Linked DNA regions of Homo sapiens: all the other regions are linked to region 3. A link is a contact called in ENCODE Hi-C or POLR2A ChIA-PET data. All regions are on one chromosome and are shown on one strand. Each heading gives the region's core, a stretch centred on a gene start or an enhancer-like site at or near the end of the contact. The rest is flanking DNA. Distances are from core to core; before and after follow the strand shown.

Evidence for each region. Hi-C counts contacts between places; a loop is a spot of excess contacts on that map. ChIA-PET counts read pairs that join two places held with the same protein, here RNA polymerase II (POLR2A). Pooled maps may share reads with other maps.
Region 1: a map with no recorded cell type shows a loop between it and region 3 (4-fold over the local background). The contact joins two enhancer-like sites. A Hi-C loop is called at or near these places in 2 of 37 single-sample maps with no recorded cell type and 3 of 50 pooled maps. POLR2A ChIA-PET finds 5 or more read pairs at or near these places in 2 of 52 experiments (OCI-LY7 and activated B cell).
Region 2: a loop to region 3 is called in a map of B cell, with 2.6 times the contacts of the local background. The contact joins two enhancer-like sites. A Hi-C loop is called at or near these places in 1 of 168 maps with a recorded cell type or tissue (B cell), 9 of 37 single-sample maps with no recorded cell type and 4 of 50 pooled maps. POLR2A ChIA-PET finds 5 or more read pairs at or near these places in 2 of 52 experiments (both WTC11).
Region 4: a map of heart right ventricle shows a loop between it and region 3 (3-fold over the local background). The contact joins two enhancer-like sites. A Hi-C loop is called at or near these places in 1 of 168 maps with a recorded cell type or tissue (heart right ventricle) and 3 of 50 pooled maps. POLR2A ChIA-PET finds 5 or more read pairs at or near these places in 2 of 52 experiments (AG04449 and activated CD4-positive, alpha-beta T cell).

What each region holds. Positions count from the first base shown.
Region 1 is chr5:158,552,685-158,555,744 of GRCh38, reverse strand. No RefSeq gene overlaps it. Among named protein-coding and RNA genes, the nearest start is that of LINC02227, 140 kb to the right of the region's middle. Within about 2 kb of position 1,668, at least 7 of the 41 ENCODE cell types and tissues checked have a DNase peak (open chromatin) inside an H3K27ac peak, as active enhancers do.
Region 2 is chr5:158,751,085-158,753,997 of GRCh38, reverse strand. The region is part of intron 10 of EBF1 (EBF transcription factor 1); the gene reads left to right. Among named protein-coding and RNA genes, the nearest start is that of LINC02227, 340 kb to the right of the region's middle. RefSeq lists a silencer at 1,432-1,551. Within about 2 kb of position 1,502, at least 2 of the 41 ENCODE cell types and tissues checked have a DNase peak (open chromatin) inside an H3K27ac peak, as active enhancers do; they include B cell, where a contact is called at or near this core.
Region 3 is chr5:159,050,070-159,053,094 of GRCh38, reverse strand. The region is part of intron 6 of EBF1 (EBF transcription factor 1); the gene reads left to right. Among named protein-coding and RNA genes, the nearest start is that of EBF1, 48 kb to the left of the region's middle. Within about 2 kb of position 1,559, at least 23 of the 41 ENCODE cell types and tissues checked have a DNase peak (open chromatin) inside an H3K27ac peak, as active enhancers do; they include B cell and heart right ventricle, where a contact is called at or near this core.
Region 4 is chr5:158,726,801-158,729,891 of GRCh38, reverse strand. The region is part of intron 11 of EBF1 (EBF transcription factor 1); the gene reads left to right. Among named protein-coding and RNA genes, the nearest start is that of LINC02227, 320 kb to the right of the region's middle. Within about 2 kb of position 1,696, at least 8 of the 41 ENCODE cell types and tissues checked have a DNase peak (open chromatin) inside an H3K27ac peak, as active enhancers do; they include heart right ventricle, where a contact is called at or near this core.

The DNA of each region.
Region 1 (3,060 bases), core at 419-2,918, 500 kb after region 3:
TCTTAGCTTCTTGCCAAATGGGGCTCTCTATACAGTGTCAGTATGAATTAACCACTGGTTTCCCCTAAAGCAAGGAGAGAGAGAGACAGAGAGAGAGAGAGAGAGAGAGAGAGAGAGAGAGAAAACCTAGTCTCCAAGCTCCTATTTTATTTGTCCATCACTGAGACAAGTTTGCACCCAGGGGAAGGTATACATAAAAGCATGAATGCCAGGAGGTGGAATCCTTGGAGGGCATTTTGAAGACTGGCTGACACAGTGCCTTAGTAAGAGTTTTGGGGATATAGCCATGAGCTAAAGGGCCATCTAACTTATAGTCTAAGAGGAGAGACAGACATATATAAAATCATTATGTACCTAAATACATACCAACCAACTAGGCTAAGACAATGAAGAAAAGGTACAGTATGTATGAGAGACATTTAGCAGGAGACCTTAGGAGGAAGTGGAAGGGACAGGGATGCATTTGTGAGGAAGTTACATTTCAGTTGAAACTCAAAGCATGAGTGGTAGTTAACATTAGTTAAAATTATGGTGGTTGCCTCAACATGTTAAACATAGTTTCCTTATCACCTAGCAGTTCTATCTTTAGGTATAAACCCAAGATAAATAAACACATACATCCATACAAAAGCTTGTACATGAATGCCCATAGCGGCATTGTTCATAATAGTCAAAAAATGAAAGTAACTCAAATGTCCATCAACTTGTGAATGGATAAACTAAATGTGGTATATCCATACAATAGGATATTACGTGATGACTAAGAAAAAAACACTGATCCACGGTACAACATGGATGAACCTTGAAAACATTATGATAAGTAAAAGAAGTCATAAACAAAATACGACATATTGGATAATCCTATTTGTTTGAATGTCTGCAATAGGAGACAGAAGAGAGATGCAAAGTAGATTAATGATTTCCTAGGGTTGAGGGAAAATGGAAAGTGAAAGCTTATAGGTAAAAGGGTTTTTTAAAGGGTGATAAAAACGTTTTGAAATAGATGTAATGATGCTTGCACCACTCTATGAATATGCTTGAAACCACTGAATAGTCCACTTTAAGTGGGTGAATTGTGTGTATGTGAATTTTTTTCTTAATAATGAGGTTATAAAAGAGGATGGCTGGAAAAGCTTTGCAGCAGAAGGAACAACTTGAAGTGGAAGAGAATATGGTGTGCAGGAGAAATGGAAAGAAAGTCAATGTGTCTGCAGCACAGAGTAGAGGAGAGAAGTAGTGTTACATGAGGTGGAAACCAGACCCTGCAGGCTTTAGTGACCCAATCAAGGAAGCTGCTCTTAATCGTGAGGGCTATGAGAAGCCACTGAAGGTTTTTAAGCATGAATTTGCCAGATCATATTTGAGGTTTTCAAATTTAATATCATAAATGCCCTATAAAATAAAGCTAATATTTATATCATGAGGTGATTAACGGAGCAGGCAGAATAGTGAAAATCGTATTTTTTATCATTTTCCCTAGAGGAGTGCAGACACTGGAGTTTTGAGATTGTGCTTGAACCGTTAATCGTTAGAAGCAGCATACTTGGTTCACATGCTTTTCATCCACCCTCTGGTGTCCTACATGACTTCATATTGCTCAATGAGGGGACAGGCTAGATGTGGCCACCCTCAGGTGCTGGCCCCATGTTCTCATGTTGCACAGTTTTTGGGATTCTGGGCTTCACCGAGCTCTTTATCCTTGTCCAGATGGCAGAGCAGAGGAAATATCTGGTAAAATGTTAATTCCACCTCATTTAATGCAGCTTACATAGGTGTGGTGTAGTCGAGGCCTCTACAGGAAAAGCTGATTTCAAGTTCTGGCACAAGGATTAGCTGATTCACAAAAGATGTGAGTCTCCGTTTCTTCCCTGCACATCTGTCCTGTCTGCTTTTAATTTGGAAGCACCAGTTTTAATTTAGCGGCAGGACTGTAAACTCCATTTCTGTGAATACAGAATGACATACTTTGTGGAACGGGGGCCTCTGGCCAAGATCTGACTCCTAAGTAATTGATGGCTAGTGACTGGCTGAGAAATGCTCAAATGCAAACACTTCCCATGGCAAAAACCCTGTCGTATCAGCTGGATTACAAACGAGCCTTGCTGGGCTGCTGCCCATTGAAATATAGGCCATGTCTTTAACCACAGTCTCCAAAACCTGGAGGGAGCCTCCAGTTCATTCTAAACATCGATGATCTTTCCAGTCCACAGGTTTCCTTTGTCCTCAGACTTTGTCTGGAGCCTGTGGCCCAATGCACAGATTTCTTCATATTTGGAAGCCAACCATATCGGGAAGGAGGCTTCAGCATTAAGGGTTGTTTTGTTCTGGTGAAAAGGACACTCTTTTCATCACATTTAAAAACCAATTTTTTAAAATCTCACTCATATCCAATATTTTGTGTGTGTGAGAGAGAAAACACAGGCCTAAAGTTACATCACCCTTGTGGTTTGAGAAATCTTTTTCACAATATGTAGACTGTTTTTGGGGCTGGGATTTTTGGAGAAGGGGGAAAAATAGTGGGGCAAGAAGGACAGAGATATGAGACAGAAAATTAAGTCTTTCTGTAAACAAGAAAGAATGGATAAGCAAAGGGAATAAAATGGACAAAACTTCCATGAGTCTGACATCTTCTAGATACAGAGATAGCCGATACAAAATCCCATGATGCCTTTAAAAAATTAATTTAAGTCCACCAGTCTTACATCACCATTGAATCCCTATCACCTGTCATGGTGCCTAGCATATAGTAAGTTTTGATACATATTTTTAAATACATGAATGAGGAAATAAGTAATTATTGCATGCTTACCGTATGCCCAGCACTGCTGTACTCAAAGGGCATGGGAAACATAACTAATGCCACAGGGAAACTTATGGGGAGTCCAGTGTAGAATAATGGTAGGAGGCACAGAGCCCGGAGTTAGCTAGTCCTGGATCTGGGTTTGAGCCCTGCCTCTAACACTTACCAGCTGTGTGGCCTGGGGGAAAATTATTTAAGCTAATTGTTAGTTTCCTTTAATTGGAATGTGGACAATAATAGGACCTATTTCATGTGGTTGT
Region 2 (2,913 bases), core at 253-2,752, 300 kb after region 3:
CTAGTTAGAAAAAAAATTAGCAAATACTATATTTTAGCCAGAAAAAAAAAATCTAGGGCTACAACATTTTACCAGGGACTCATGTTAACATTTGGTCTACAACAACTTTGTTTATAGAATACTCATGCAGGTAAGTTTTGTGGTCGTCACAATCTGTCTGAAAGTAAACATTTTTGGAAGTAGAAATTTGAGAAAGCTATGGTGGTGCTATTTAGTAACATAGGCCATGGAGAATTTGGTCAATGAAGATCAACAACTTTGATGAAATAGTTTTTGCCTGAATAATGAATAATTTATTTTGCCTAACAGTCTACATTGCTAAAAAGGTGAAAGCAGTGGTCAATTTAATGAAGAAAAGTGCATTCACTCAAAGTTTTTGGCAGAAAGGAGAAAAAATATCTGGTTGATTGATTTCCTTATTTGCTTTCCAGCTGGTGGTTTTGGTGTGGTCGAGACACTTCATGGGGTTCCTGCCTTTAGTTATGCTAGTTGTAGCAGACCACTACCTTGAATCAAGAAAGCATGTTGGTCTAACTCTAAGATTATAGCCAGAACCCATCAGAGGGCTAGAATTTCTTTCCACTAAAAGTTCCTTTATAAATTCTTGTGTTTTGTTGTGTTTCTAGGTATATGTTTAAATGGTTTCAAAATTGATTGCTTTTAATAGTTCTTTTGTTGTTGCTGACAGTTGTGGAGAGAGTAAGATGGAGATACACAAAGCCTTTTCTTATTAACAGATTTCCTGTTATACATGTATTAAGATTGTCGGCTTCTACTCCGGTATCCTTTCCTTCTAGCTTGCTTCACCAGAGGGAGAAAGACTAGCTCAATTATATTATCCTGTTAGATTGCTTAAATCATGTTTAGATAAAAAAAAATTACTTTCTGCTTTCTTACTATAGTTCATGATTTCCATTTTGTAAGGCATCTTTTCTAAATTTTGTGCTTTATTATTTTTGCGGTGTTGAGCGAGCGAAAACAAACTCTAGTTCATAATTCACTTTAAAGAACATACCCTTTCTTTCTATTTTCTTGTTAAAACCAAATTGTGTGCAATTTGTAGGAAATTGAAACCACATTTTTCACTTAACTTTCCAAAATTAAAATTTATGGGGAAAAAGAAGCAATAAAACAGTTACAATCTGGTCATCTATAATTATCTGTGTGGTGTGAGCAGTTCCACATTTGAAAAATGTGACACGGATAACTTATCAAGATTTTACAACCGTGGGACATTTCACTTCTTATTTGCTGCATTGGAGCCAAGATCTCCACAAAATGCTGAAAGTTACCACTGTCAGTTTGAAAGTTACATGTGTGAAGAGGAGCTTTGAAATGTATAGAAAACAATGGACAGTATCTAAAAACAGTTGTTTTCCTCCCTCACTCAGTAACGAAATGTATTACAGTAAAAATTTGCCATTGTAGACTGTTCTTATTTCCAGTATTGTTCTTGATTTCAGTTACTTTAACATTCTCTTGTCACGCTCTACTGGGTAGGAGAAAACCACAGAACTAGTGAGATGAACCGTCTATTTCTGTTTATTGGTGCTGCCATTGCTGTCTTGGTATCTCCATTTCTAAAGCTTTCTGCATCTTTATAGATTTCCTAAGAAATGGATCCTTGAAGATATTCAAGTCCTAAGCTGTGCTTTTTTTTTTTTTTTTTTGGAATAAATACTTTTTCCCCTTTTAATCTTGCCATCTAATTGTTTCTAAGTTATAATAGTAAAAAGTTTTAGATTCTAAGAAATTTGATACTTCAATCCTAGTTCTTAATAGAGGGAAAGTTCATTTAACAATGGCTCCTTTGTGGAAATATAATCATATTTAGACAACTTGATGCAGCTGTGGTGAAGTCATTCATTTGTGTTTTCATTCAGTAAACTTTTATTGAGTATCTATTTAGTTTCACATCTTCTGTTAGAATCTAAATATAGAGTGGGGAACAAAACACTACAAATAGTACTGCACATAGTAATTATTCCCTTGAACCTTAGCATCATCAACATCATTCTAGATAAAAATGTATGGATGGACAGATCTTTGGCAGTATAAAAAAACCATCTAAAACCACTACAATCCTGAGTCTCGACTTAAGCTCAACTGAAATTGCACCCTTGCCTCAGCAACTTACAAATGCTCAAATGTTTTATAAATATTTTGGCCATGTCCATTTCTTTATTTGTAAGTTGATTCTGATCAATATTATCAGAATTTTAAAGATGTATTCATTTAATGGATAAGTACTTATTGTATAACGTAGTCTTCTAAGTGTTTTACAAATATTTAGCCCATTGAATCCCTGAACATCTCTATAGGGAAGGCACTTGACTGTCCTGATTCAACAGGTAAGGAGACTGAGACATAGATTAAGCATTTGCCAGAGTTACTCAAGTGGAGGAACCTGGCCAGACCGTCTGACTCCAGAATTCATCCTCTTAACTGTTCCACTGTACTCTTTCCTCAGTACTTTGGTATTTCTATAACTACGTATGTCTTTTAAAAGTGTGATGATCCCTGAGTGTATGACGCTTGGACACATCTGGTAGGATTCTGCAGACAGCTTACTCTGCCTGTAAGTGGAGAGGTTCCAAAGAGGCATCAGTAAAGGAGTCCCTGGCATGTGATGGCCCTCAGGTCATTATGAGCCAGGGGCAAACGCAACATGTGTCCTACCTTCCATTCATTCTAAGTTGTTCATTCGCCCGTCTCTCTAATACGTGCTTAGATATAAAAATAATATGTGCTAATTTAGAAAATTTAGAGAAAAACAGGATAGAATTTAAGGAGTTCAAATCATCCAATAGCCATCACCCAGAGTTGACCACTAAAAAGATTTTTGTATATTTCTTTCATATTTTTCTATACATAACAAATATATATGAACATTTTCTTCGTATTTGTGGTTAT
Region 3 (3,025 bases), core at 310-2,809:
AACATTTCCATTTTCTAAGCGCAGCCCTTAATATATTCATTTAGGCAAATTTCCATCCTTTGCTGGCGTAATCGCTATTCCTTTTGTTGGTCATTGCTCCCCTGGGCTTCCTTCAAACATGGTCAGAGGTGCCCCAGACTTTTTAAAGATGGAAGAAAGGCCACATGGCCCTGCATAATTTGACCGAGACAGCTGTGCAGTTGGTTGTCTCATTTAAATTACAACCACAAAAAAGATGTGCCAGGCTTCATTGACACAAAGCTAAGGGCAGGAACACGGAACCGTTTCCTGAACCTGCCCTGGGTTCCTGCCAAAGGTAAGCAGCCACGCTCAGCAGGGTCTCACGGACCACTGAGGAGGCAGTGAGCTTCACTAAAACAATTATCCCTCCCCAGGGCTCTGCCGAAGGTTTGCAGCTCCAAATTCTCATGGTAAAGGATCCGTCCAGTCTCTGAATTCCAGCTTAGAATGGCTGACCTAGGCAGGACAATTCCTCTGAGAGCGAGGGAGAAAAAACAAAAGTGTGGGATTTAAAAGGCTGGTATTGCAAAGGATCATCTTGACAGGCTGTGGCTCAGATTTAGAGAAACCCCGAACTGATTTGCAGAGGACTGAACACCAAACCTTGTAACCACAGAGCAGACTTCGGGGAGGTAGTCATAGGACCTGACAAGCAATCTTTTAATACAGAATCTGGTACAAAGATCCATGTGTGTATTTTTGCTGTGGTTTTTTTTTTTTTTCTATATCTTTTGGAATGGAGTCTAATCGTCCAAAGGATAGTTTTCACGTGTAGTGTTTTTCTCTTTGATTTGAGATAGGAGGTTTTCTGTGGCTGCTAAGCAATACACATATACCTACGTGGCATACAATGTCTTTTTTTTTTGGTGGAATTCTTAGCATGCATATTTTTCTCAGCTAAATGATTTTTAACAGCAGTTATTTAGTTCCTATTGCACCTTTCCAAAATTGCGTTCATGGTAGATACTTCTCAAATAAGGTTTAGTTTTATTAAAATTCTTACGTCTTTCTGAAACAAATATACTAAATCTTCCAGAAGAGCCCATAATAATAATAATTTTTTTGCGTGTGTCTTATGAGCCTGTGCGTATGTGTGCACCACGCAGATTTGTGTACACATTTGTATGTAATACTGTTACAACTATAAATGGCAAAAGAACGTATTTTAAGCCTCTTGGGGTTTCAACAAATTGTGATAAAAGGGTGGTGGTGGCCGAGATGACTTTCTCCCACTCTATTAAGAAAAAGTGCAAAATGAATGAGGGCAAACTGCTGGCTGCGATTGTGATTGTGCACAACTGCAAAGCGGGATCGGCTGGGATGGAGGCCACGGAGCAGGAACACCCCGTGTCTTGCCCCCCCTTCTGAATGCCTCTCAGTAGTGGCATTGTGGGGACTCATGAATTACTTCTTACAGTCGGGGCTCCTTGCTATAAATCCAGCCCTGGTGCCGAGCGCACTGTGGGCAGCGGAGCACCGAGCCGGGCCGGCGGTGTTTGTGTTGTTGTTAGCGACACGTAGCGAGTTCCTCCTAAGCGGAAAGGCCCCGGCTCCAGTTTGTCGCCAGCGAAAGCCGAAACACGAGTCGCACATGTGGAGCGGGAGCCGTCAGCCGCCGGGCGGCGGGGTGGGGGGGTGGGGGGCTGCGGGAGCGGGGGGGAGGGGGAGGGAATGCGGCCCGAGGCGGGGCCTAGCGCTCACCGGGGGATTTGTTTGGGGGGCTGGGGAGGGGAGAGAGGGGACAGGGTGGGAGCAAAGAAAGTAGCCCAAGGGGAACCAGGAAAAGGATGCCTTGACCTCTAAATGTTGTGCCCTCCCCGTGACATCTCACTACTTGTGAGAATATTTGAGAATTAAAATAAAAAAAAAAGGAACCCTTTGTGGTGCGGCTTCAAAATGGTTTTCCTTCCCAGGATATCCTGTGCCTGTCTTTGGGTGAGTTTTTCATAGGTTACTTGGTTAGGAGACTTCTCCTATCCCTTTAAGAGGTAAAAACATAAAAAACAAATGTAAATGTAGGGACTTTAACACTTCCCCCCTTCCTAACATTCGTATAATTGCTGTTAAGCCACACTGAAAACCCTGGGGCCTGGTGTTCACCAGGGTAAAGTTACATTTCACAAGCAGAAAATTGACTCACCACTTAGGAAAATTGGCTACCAATTATGTGTCAAAGGCTCTAAAGTCAGACCTGAGGTTTTCTTTTTGCCAGAATGGGGAATTAAAAAGAGCACAGGCACCCAGCTTTGTACCCACTACTCCCTCCGGGAGCAATTCTTGCTTGCCGCTGGGTTTCTTCTGAGTTTGCTTCTAAGCCTTGGCGGGGAAGGAGGGCTCCTGGCTGAACCCAGCCAGACTGGCTAGCAGGATGAACGGAGGCAGGAGTCAGTCAACCCTTATAAGGGAGTTCATGCACAAGTATGTTACAAACATGCTTATGGCCTGTGTGCAGAAAGTAACTGGTGGCCTAGCACAGTTGACCAAAGTTCTGAGAGCTATGACTGAGACTCAGGGGCCCAGGGGAGCTGGAGAAAGGAGGGGCTTCTGAAGGCCAAGTCACTAAAGTCAAGGGACATCTGCTGTCTCTGGTGACATGTTTATCACACCCACACCACGTACATTGTCCTGGAAATTTATTGTTGTCTCCTCTTGTAGGAGAAGCCACCTGGGCAGGAGGGGAGACAGTCCCTTGTGGGAGGACTGATGGTCCTGGTGGGGAAGCATGGAGGGGTAGAAGTCAAGAGAGAACAAGAGGAAGAGACAGACAGGGATACAGAGTCATAGATACAGGGGCAGAGGAAGAGCAATGCAGAGAGGGAGAGGGAGGAGAGGAGAGAGAGAGGGAGGAGAGGAGAGAGAGAGGGAGGAGAGGAGAGAGAGAGAAAAGAGAGAAGAGAGAGAGAGAGAGAGAGAGAGAGAGAAAGAGAAACGAACCTCTTGTTTACTTCTCTCCCCGCTGTCCCCTGGTTCTCCTGTATCCACTTTCTTGACATACTCCTTGCCT
Region 4 (3,091 bases), core at 447-2,946, 320 kb after region 3:
AGGTGAGGCGCATGGAGAGGAGGAGCGCTAACTGCTCCGGAGAGGAAGGACTGTGATGAGCAAGGGCCTGTGTCCTGCATCTTGACTTTGAGGGAAAAACACCTTCAGTTTTCAGAGATGATGCCTTCAGTTTCAAGCTTCAATTTCCAAGAACAACCTCACTTCCACTGAAGTGCTGTCCTTCCCTTTCCTTTTCCACCCCAATTTATTCTTGGTAAGCAATTAAATCATCTACAGGTTATTTAATATTATTTAGTAGATTAAATAATCTAACTATAATAATAAACAGCAGTCTCCACCCATGGTATAGATGGTCTGTGGAGAGATTTACCATTAGGTTCCTCTGTCTAGCAAGAACATGGTCCCGTGCATTTCCTATGGGACAACTGGTAATTTTATAGCACGATGATATAAATGATGTGGGTCTGACTAATGGTAGGTGCCTTAGCTGTCTTCGTGCTAGAACAAAGGCAGGGGTACAATGCCAGATTCTTCCCATTGTTCCCAGTGAGGAACATTTGGGCACTGTATTCACTTTATATTTAGCACTTGCTTTACCATTTGATCTCTAGAGTCCACTGGAGGTATTGAGGAGAGTCAGGTTGGACAAAGTGGAATTCAGACATTGGCCACTTGCTAGCTATGCAACCTAGGTCAAAATTGTTTACCTCTCTGTGCCTCAATGTCCTCATCCACTAAATGTGGATGGTGCTATGTTGTACCTTTTCGAGTTTTATTACAATGACTTATTTAGCAGCCAACAAAAGGTAGCTATGATGATTTGCCAGTTGAGTGAGAATGGGACCCTTGCTTCTGAGAGCTCTTCCACCCAATCTCTGCAGAGCAGGAAATCCTAATCCTGGTGAGCAGTTGAACATGTGATTTCTCCTCTGTGCCTCAGTTTCTTCATTGATAAAATGGGGATAATTAATCATGCTAACTCATAGGGGATCATGTAAGGATAAAGAGGTCATCTCATGGGTGCCCTTGGCATAGCATCTGGCCCATAGTTGCCACTTTAAAAATACTTATCGAGCAGTGGCTCATGCTGGTAATCCCAGCAATTTGGGAAGCAGAGGTGGGAGAATTGCTTAAGGCCAGGAATTGGATACTAGCCTGGGTACCATCACAAAACCCTATCTCTACAAACTAAAAAAAACGTTAGCTAGGCATGGTGGTGTGTGCACGTAGTCCAAGCTACTTGGGAGGCTGAGGTGGAAGGGCTGCTTAAGCCTAGGTGGTCAAGGCTGCAGTGAGACATACCTACCATTGCACTCCAGCCTGGGTGACAGAGCCAGAAGACCCTGTCTCAAAGAAAAATAGAAGACAAATCTGGTTTAATGGTTGAGGTCTACGGAAACCAGACAGTTCTTTTTCTTATAAGAAAGGAAAGGAGAGAAATGGGAATCTAGGGTTGAGTTTTGTGTACTTACTTTTGAAAACACTTTTATGGTTGCATGTTATGTTCAGAAATGTTGAACAAATAGCATAGGCACGTGTCACTTTGTCCCTGATGGTAAAATTCCCAACCCTTTTTTCCTGGGTTTGGAAAGAGTAATCAAGGACACAATGGATTTGTGTGTTAAGGAAACACTCCACGGCTTGCATCTAGCCACTTGATCGTGCAAGGGCTGGCCGGAGCCCACCCCAGGAAGCTCTCAGTGTGACTCAGAGCCGAGTGGCTGTCCTCTTGGCTTTGAATGTTAAAGTGGAGCGAGAGTTCAAGGGCAGGGTCAGGAAGTGGCGGATGGAGCCAGCACAAGGTATTCCTGTGGACTTGGGAGATTTATACTCCTGCTGTCCATTGTTAGGGAGATAAAAATGGGCTGCGCCTTTCTTAGGATCATGGTCAGTGTTTGTCAAACAGGAGTGTTTCAGTGAGCTATGGACCACACACCTTAAAAAACAAACTCCTCTTTATTAAACCCATGTGTTTGTGAATAGACAAAGCTAGATTCATACAACCACCCACACATTCTGTCAAATGAAACTGCTCCAAAGACCAAGCAGACAGCTTTCCATAATAATATGCCTTTGTATACAGGCATGTGCTTTTTCAAAAAAACTTGGACGTGCTTTGTTTTATTGGAGTCCCTCCTGCGAGAGAGGCTGGGCAGCAGACATCTTTACCATTTACCAAATAGGAAAACGGGAGCAAGCGGAATCCTGCTCTGTAAATTATTTTGTCCCTGAAAGTCACCATCAGTGATAGTTGCTGTACACACAAATTTAAAATACTGTGATTATGCTAACCCCAGATGTTTTTTGGTTTCCTTTTTCATATACACAGGGAGAAAAGGGCAGGCTAAGGTTTTTAAATCACAGCATTCTGTTCTGTTTCATACAGTTTCGCCTTTCTCTCTGGATCCTGGCAGGAAGGGGAGGAACATGTGACCAACTTTGAGGTCAAGGTTGACTTTTCTTATAATTTAGAGGTGGAGGGGATGGGGAACATGGTCGATCAGAAATTCTGAGATGCTGATGGCCGCAGTGATGCAATCCAGACACATTGGGCAAGGAGCGCTCTCTGTGTTCAAGGTCAGAAATGTCTCCGCCCCCTTGCAGTTTGTTAGTTGCCTTCGTGAGTGGTCAGTGAGCCTTAGCCCTAAGGCAGTGAGTGAGAGTGAGCCCTGAGCTTAGCTGGCGTCAGGCGTGTCAGCTGTGAATCCTAGGAAGCAAGGAATGTTTACTTCATGCCTACTGTGAGCCCAGCACTGCATTATTAAGGTTTTCGAAGATCATAGAGGCCAAGAGAGTGGGCTCTCAAGTCAGAAGGATGTGCGTTTTGGAAACATGATCCCCTACTTGGTACACATGACTCAACCTCCCATGCTTCAGGTTTCTCCTCTGTAAAGCAGCTGCCTCACGGCATTGTTGTCAGGTGTTAATGAGATAATTTATGCCAAGAGGCATCCCTGGCATCTAGCAAGACTCCAGTAAATGGGGGCCACTAATCCCTGCACTGTGGGTGTTCCCCATTTTACAGATGAGAAGTTAGAGTCCCCAGAGATCTGAGTGACTTGCTACGACATCACAGCTAGCACGCGGGAAAACTACCATTCATTCAAACTCAGGCCCTCAGGGTCGGTAG